2 separate regions of the Homo sapiens genome follow, and region 2 is linked to region 1. Evidence: read pairs that join two places in POLR2A ChIA-PET (ENCODE). Cell type or tissue: OCI-LY7. All regions are shown on one strand.

What was found. ChIA-PET counts read pairs that join two places held together with the same protein. Peaks named below come from ENCODE experiments on the same cell type or tissue, not always from the same donor. Only the 100,000 strongest peaks of a DNase experiment are listed, where the experiment ranks them.
Region 2: POLR2A ChIA-PET joins it to region 1 with 8 read pairs; 2 of 35 experiments call an interaction of 5 or more read pairs at or near these places.

What each region holds. Positions count from the first base shown.
Region 1 is chr9:20,363,210-20,367,209 of GRCh38, forward strand. MLLT3 (MLLT3 super elongation complex subunit) reads right to left here. Exons shown (of 11, transcript NM_004529.4): 6 at 2,460-2,535; 7 at 267-396. Among named protein-coding and RNA genes, the nearest start is that of MIR4473, 46 kb to the right of the region's middle. In OCI-LY7, no CTCF peak of the experiment used is centred here; no DNase peak of the experiment used is centred here.
Region 2 is chr9:20,979,406-20,983,405 of GRCh38, forward strand. FOCAD (focadhesin) reads left to right here. Exons shown (of 44, transcript NM_001375567.1): 38 at 2,021-2,281; 39 at 2,952-3,041. Among named protein-coding and RNA genes, the nearest start is that of HACD4, 50 kb to the right of the region's middle. In OCI-LY7, no CTCF peak of the experiment used is centred here; a DNase peak (open chromatin) is centred at 1,536; H3K4me3 peaks cover 1,315 bases; H3K27ac peaks cover 1,541 bases.

The DNA.
Region 1 (4,000 bases):
CACTTGGCATACTTTTCCAAGGACAAGGACATCTAATGTGACTTTTTCCTATAAAAATTTTTAGAGGAAAAGCCTCTTTCTGAGAAAAAGGAGAAACAGTTCCCTGTAAAGTGTGTGTAGGCATACCAAGGAGACCCTGCATCAAATGAATGTGACCATCTACTGCCGTTTTTGGTGTTTCACACCTTTGCTGTGATTATCCCAGCAGGGCTTGTGAAAGAGTCTGACTTCATCACAGGCAACCCCTTTCCTTCCAAGATACTCACCTGCGACTTCGGCTGCCTCCTCTATTTACAGGCCTCTCCATTTCAGAGTCATTGTCGTTATCCTCCACTTCATCTGATTCCTCCTCATTGTCATCAGAATGCAGATCTTTCATTATAGACCTCAAAGGACCTGAGTAATGACAATGAACCACAGGCAATCAAACATATACTCAAACACACTTAGCCATATTAGAAACAGGGGGATGCTTACCAGCACTGAACACTGGTTAAAAATAATCATCATATATATTTATACAATTTACAAGGCAAATTTGGTATAGTTTCTAAAATGCAATCTCTGCCAAAACACTATTGTTTTCATAATGGATTCCCAAAATATTTATTAAAGAATCTCTATTTTCTAGGAATTTTTTTTCTGTGTATTTTTCTTCCCTAAGAAAAATTATACATAAAAAGAAAAAGAAAAATCTATCAGTAAATTGAATGTTTTGTTAGGTTAATCCATGTATTGAGAAGTTGAGATTAATAAATCACTGTGGTTGTAACTTGTTCTTGGCAATGCAGCCTTTGTGTGGTACTTTTTGATCCATTAAGGTTTAGCTGTTCCTTTTATTTCAAGGTCAATTTCAGGTCAAGCAAGCATTTCAGTCAAGTTCAGATTATAAAGTATTTCAATTCCATGGTGTAATATCCTACCTCTGATCTTCACATTGATCTTGGACACAAGGTCTTGTTGCAGCAATTTTAAGCAGCCAATTTTCATTTTACTTTTTAAGAAATTACTGGCACAATACCAGCATGTATAAACATAAACAAGACCATGTAATAAATCAGGTACACAGAAAAATCAGGACAGTATCCAGTATCAGACAGGAAAAAGAAAAAAAATCAAACTCTAATTTTATTCTAGGACAGGACAGAAATGAAAACACACACACAAACACAAATTCATCAGTGTGGCTTATTTTCACTTTACTAGGCTAAATGTGATGAAAAATAGATAGTTTTAATCTTAACAGAAGAGGTTATAAAGACAATGAAGAAAGAGAGACACTTTCATTCGGGATTAGGCAATTCCTAAAGTCCCATCTATGACAGGGATATCTGAGCTATTACTATCTTGACTCCCTACAATCTCACATTCTGCAAAACCCAAATTTATCTGCTTTTGTAGTGGGCTTATTTCTTTGGAAGTCAGTGAAACAAGACCTCTGAATAGCCAAAACGATTACTGTCTTTTATTTTATTTTTTTCCTGGAAGCTTAGCCTTAGTCCAAACACATACAACAATTTAATCCTTTTCAAAACATTCAAAGCCATCAGGAATTCAGTGTGGTCATTGAAAAAGGTAATGTTCAATACTATGCTAAAACACAAATTCTACTTTGATACCTATGCATTTTTCATGTAAAAAGAGTGTATATTTGAAGATTTTCCACATACACAAAAATGGAAAATATAATTAGTTAAATATTCTAGTTTAAATGTCTTTATTCTGAATTCAAGTTAACACTTGATCATGAGTAGAGAAAAATATATATTTAAAAGATAGCCAATTAGTATTGCCTTAAAGACTATTAACATGTAGAAAAAAAATATGTCCAGGAGGAAAGATGAAAACCTATTTCCCTATGTCAAAGCCTCTTAAAGCTTTTGCTATTGTATTTCCTTTGGGAACTCCCTGGGATGGGCTGTGTCTATAATCCTTTTGTAGCAATGACAATCTGATGGCAGGGACCGGAAAAAGGGGAATTTCTAGAGCCTTGCCTCGTACATCAGAACAATACTCAACTGTATTCCTAAGGGAAATAAATACAACTGCATAAAAGCCAAGTTATGATTCGAATAATAAAACAGTATAAGGTGATAAATCAAGACATTAAGATGGTTTTTTTTTGTTTTGTTTTGTTTTCTTTTTTTTGAGACGGAGTCTCACTGTGTCACCCAGGCTGGAGTGCAGTGGCGCGATCTCAGCTCACTGCAACTTCCGCCCCAGGTCCAAAGGATTCTCCTGTCTCAGCCCCCCGAGCAGCTGGGACTACAGGCGCATGCCACCACGCCTGGCTAATTTTTTGTATTTTTAGTAGAGACGTTTACTAAACACGGTTTCACCGTGTTAGCTAGGATGGTCTTGATCTCCTGACCTCTTGATCCACCCGTGTCAGCCTCCCAAAGTGCCATTAAGGTGTTTTATGAGAAAAGCATCTCCTAGTTTGCATGAGATGTTGATACCTTGTTGCCTGGTCTGGGATGGTGTGAAGCTGGAGCTGGAGCTGGAGCTGGAGCTGGCAGGACTGGGTTGTTCAGACTTTAAAGAAGAATAAAAAGGCACCATCAATAAATTTACGGGATACCACACATCTAAAGTTGAAAACAGTATTGTTGCTCAAACCATCCTCTGCAAAAACCGTGATGCATTTCATTATGTCAAATTACTAACACAGGAGAGTCATGTTGTCTTTTGTTGTGCCCACTGTATTTTTATTAGATGCAGAAACAAGTATAAAAACTTGAGGAGATAAACACTTGGGTGTTACATGAGAAAAGGGCCTGGCTTTGATTTCACTCCTACGTTTACTGCTATACAGGTCTCCCTCTTTTCATCTTAGATATAAAATACTTCTTTATTATACTTTAAGTTTTGGGATACATGGGCAGAACATGCAGGTGTGTTACATAGGTATACATGTGCCACGGTGGTTTACTGCACCCATCAACCCATCATCTACGTTAGGTATTTCTCCTAGTGCTATCCCTCCCCTAGCCCCTGACCCCTGAAAGGCCTTGGTGTGTTATGTTCCCCTCCCTGTGTCTATGTGTTCTTATTGTTCAACTCTTCACTTATGAGAACATGCGGTGTTTGGTTTTCTGTTCCTGTGTTAGTTTGCTGAGAATGATGGTTTCCAGCTTCATCCATGTCCCTGCAAAGGACATGAACTCATCCTTTTTATGGCTGCATAGTATTTCATGGTGTACATGTGCCACATGTTCTTTATCCAGTCTATCACTGATGGGCATTTGGGTTGGTTCCAAGTCTTTGCTATTGTGAATAGTGCCACAATAAACATACGTGTGCATGTGTCTTTATAGTAGAATGATTTATAATCCTTTGGGTATATACCCCATAATGTGATTGCTGGGTCAAATGGTATTTCTGGTTCTAGATCCTTGAGAAATCCCACACTGTCTTCCACAATGGTTGAACTAATTTACACTCCCACCAACAGTGTAAAAGTGTTCCTATTTCTCCACATCCTCTCCAGCATCTGTTGTTTCCTGACTTTTTAATGATCGCCATTCTAACTGGTGTGAGAGGATATCTCATTGTGGTTTTGATTTGCATTTCAAAAGAAGACATTTATGCGGCCAACAAACATATGAAAAAAAGCTCATCATTACTGGTCATTAGAGAAATACAGCTGTCTTTCTAAGAGATACCTTGATTACCCTTTCTGTAATGTTCGATTGACTCAACTGGTTAAAACATAGTGGTAATGAGGCTAAGGTCATTAGTTCAATCACACTATGAGCCAGTTAATTTAACTGTGGCCCAAGGCCATGACCCAACCCTAACCCTTTTCATCCACAGTTCACAAATGGAGGCCAATATTCATAACAAGACCCAGACAGGTCCAAATGAGTCAAGGGAAAATGTCGCCATTGTTTTTTTGTAAATTCTCTTTAATTCCACAACCTATTAGTGGCAAGGAAAGAGTGTCATACACACACCCCAATCTCTTACGCTCTATGAATTCTCCTTATCCTTTTCTAAC
Region 2 (4,000 bases), 620 kb after region 1:
TCGACTCACTGCAACCTCCGCCTCCTGGGTTCAAGTGATTTTCATGCCTCAGCCTCTCAAGTAGCTGGGACTATAGGTGTGCACCACCGTGCCCATCTAATTTTTGTATTTTTAGTAGAGATGGGGTTTCACCAAGTTGGCAAGGCTGGTTTCGAACTCCTGACCTCAAGTGATCTGCCCACCTCAGTCTCCCAAAGTGCTGGGATTACAGGTGTGAGCCACCACGCTGGGCCTGTTTTTGTTTTTTTAAACCTTTCCTACTCCTCCTCACTGTCTTTAATTGAAAGTGGATGTTATCAAGGTCTGCATCTTTCTGTCAGGTATTAACTTCATTCCACCTGTCTGCTCCAAGTGGCTCCCAGCTGCCTGCCACTTACTGAGCCCTTGCTGTGCACCTGGTACCTGCAAGCACTCAGTGAGTACTTACAGAAATCAGACTTAATTTCTCTACAGCCTGACGGGACAGTTTTAAAAGTAGCTTTGTTGAGTTATAATCTATATAGCCTAAAATATGGCTGTTTTAAAGTGTAAAATGTGATGAATTTGAGTACCTTTACAGGTTTTTCAATCATCACCAAGAATATTTCCATCACCTGACAAGTTCCATTGTGCTTGCTTGTAGTCATTCCCCACTCCCAGCTTCAGACCCAAGCCACCACCAATCTGCTTTCTATTTGTAGTATTGCCTTTCTAAAATAACCTTTATTTATATAATTTTATATAAATTATATATAAATTTCATATAAATTTTTGAAATTCTTTAGAATGGAATTATACAATATGAATTTTTTTATGTCTGTCTTGTTTCATGTCTGAGAGATACATTTTATTATTTCCATTTTAACAGAATTATAAACTGAGGCAAATGGAGGTCAAGCAAAGTTTGCCTAGCTAATAAAAGAGAGAGCTCTATCTATCTGAGTTCAAAGCCCTGTTCTATTCACTCCTTCTTACTTTTGAATCAGACCTATTTCCAGCCTGTTGGGTTGGCCTTCGAAATTTTCCTAAATTTTACTTATCCTTTCATTTATCTTTTAGATCTGTGCTACTCTGTGCATTTGTCTTTGATTATTTATCTTTATTGTTATCTTGGTTAATAAATTAAGTTTGTGAGTTCATTTTCTTAAATATAGAATGATCTGAGATGGCATATTCTTTAAAATGAGGTCTTGAGAAAACTCATGCAACTACACTGATCTTTTTAGAAATTTGCAGAAAACATTGTTCCTCTGTCCCTCCCCTATTTTTGTGTGCTATCTTGAAAAAACAAAAATAGCACACAAAAAAGTTTTTGCCAGATTTTACTTTTTAGATCACTTATTTTGCCAGATTTTATTTTTAGATCACTTATTTTAGACTTGCTGCCCCTTTAGTAGCATGTTTATGTTCCTAAGAATTTTTGAAGCCCACTTGGTTGAAGTCTGTCATATAACAGAGCTGTTACTAACATGCCCTTTCTTGGCTCTCATGAACTCTAAGGTGCCTGGTCAGTTCTACGTGCTCAGCTGGTGGTTTTACTTTGGTCATAAATGGTCCCAGCATGTCACTTCTCCTTATTACTTCCTTATTTTTTCTCAGAAGAAGAAATTAATAGTATCAGATGCTCTGTTTAGTTGATTTTCAGCAGTTGAGCCTTTCATCTTCCAGAGCTTTTCTTGCCAGAGAATGTGACCTTTTAAAACTGAAAAGTAACTGTCATGTACTTTCAGAAGTAGCATTTTATTCCCGTCACTGAAACCTTGAAAACATCCAAGGTTTAAGCTGAGTAGTTCACAGATGGGTTGGCAGATCCCATATAAACACATGATTCACCCTGGATCAGAAGTAACTGCAGAAGCCAAAATTACATGCATTGGTGGCCCATTGGACCGTGAAGCTGTGGGAAAATGAAGGGGGAAGGAAGTAACCTGAACCTTTTATCTCTCAGTCTACCCTCAAACACAGTGATGATGTACAGGTTTTGAACATTGCAAACCCAGACTTGCCTATTTACATTCAACCCCTTCTGTTTTACTTCCAGCTGAATACCAAGAGATATCTCCTGATATCTGCACCTCTGTGGATAAAACACATCTCTGATGAACAGATCCTGGGTTTTGTTGAAAATTTAATGGTGGCAGTTTTTAAAGCAGCTTCCCCACTTGGAAGTCCTGAGCTATGCCCAAGTGCTTTACACGGTCTGAGCCAGGCCATGAAACTGCCCAGCCCTGCCCACCACCTCTGGAGTCTGCTCTCTGAAGCTACTGGGAAAATTTTTGACCTCCTGCCAAATAAGATTCGGGTGAGGAACAAAAATATTTACATTCCTGACAATTTATGTTTGGGATATTTTAAAGGCTTCTTGGCAAAGTGGGGAGGTGTATGTTTTAAGAATGTGGGTGGGAAGGCTAGCAAGAAATAACCACATTCTTTACTAGGAGTGTATTTGTTTCCAAGATCTAAATTGAGGTTGAATATTTAGAACCAAAGTTTTGAGCAAGCTTAGAAGCAGTTTAACCAGTGCTGCACCAGGAAATTTGCTATTAGGCGTTTTTACCAAATGCCTCTTGTAGAAGACGAGAAGGCTCAGAAGTCCTTACGCTTTACACCTGGAGAATCCGTGGGCATGAGTTCCCATATACTGTTTATATAAAACAATTTAGCATCGCCCTTCCCTCCCCCAAAAGACCTCTGAATTGTAATTTTACAAAGAGGTTAGAAATTTATTTGGGATGAAGGAATTTTGATAAGGAGAAAAATGTATAGCCAAAACAAAACAAAACAAAAAAACACAAAGTAACAGGAAAGATGTCTTCAAAATGATAAAAATTGGCCAAATGTTTTGGTTTGGTTAAAATTAAAATCTCATCAGCTGCTGTTCATGGGGATAAGAAAATCTAATAATTTGTCAGAACATTTTGACCTGTTATTTTACACTGTTTGTTGACATGTTTGGGATTTTTCTTTATCAGAGAAAGGATCTAGAGCTGTATATCAGCATAGCAAAATGCCTCTTAGAAATGACAGATGATGATGCCAATCGGATCGCCCAGGTTACTAAGGTAATAACATATCTTTCTATACCTTTTTTCATTATTGAGCCAGAAATTACGATTGAATAATTGATTTCAGTGTTTGGCTGAAGCAAGTTTTGCTTCATTTTTGTTATTGGTTAATTTCAGGAAACTATATTTCATTTACATTGTTGAGCCTCTTGTTCAGCCTACTAATGTGGTTGGTGCTTAACAAATGTTGTATGGATGGATAGATGGATGAATAACTTTTTAACCCGATTTCTCCCACTTTGTCCTTCACCTGATCCTATCCTTAGGAATGAAGAAGGTGGTTGATTGAAAAGCAAGCACTATTAGCCCTGACACAGGATAATTTATTTCCCACACCCATGCCCAAGTCAAACGATGAATGAGCAAAAAGTAGCATATCAGTAAAGTTGCCAGATTTAGCAAACAAAATGCAAGATATTTTGTTAAATTTGAGTTGCAGATCAATAATGAATCATTTCTTAGTACAAGTACATGCCAAATGACACACTTGTATTTGAATGGCAGTTTTGCATACCAACTAATACCAATGGTCTAGAGAACTGTGAGCTCCCTTATAGCTGGTGGACTTCGTGTCATTTATTTTACTTTATGGCAGGTTTGCCTATTCAATCAGATCCTTGAATTTCTGCATCATATGGCAGTGGTTCTCAGAATGTGGTCTTTGCATAAGTAGCATCAGCATCGCCTTGGAAATGATTAGAAATGTGAGTTCTTGAGCCCCCATCTAGGCCTACTGAATCAGAAACTCTGCAGACGGAGCCCAGGAGTCTATGTTTTAATTGTCTCTCCAGGTGATTCTGGTGTATCCTAAGGTTTGAAAACCACTGTTAAAGAATATTTGGGGCCAGGTGCGGTGGCTCACGCCTGTAATCCCAGCACTTTGGGAGGCCGAGGCGGGTGGATCATGTGGTCAAGAGATCGAGACTATTCTGGCCAACATGGTGAAACCCCGTCTC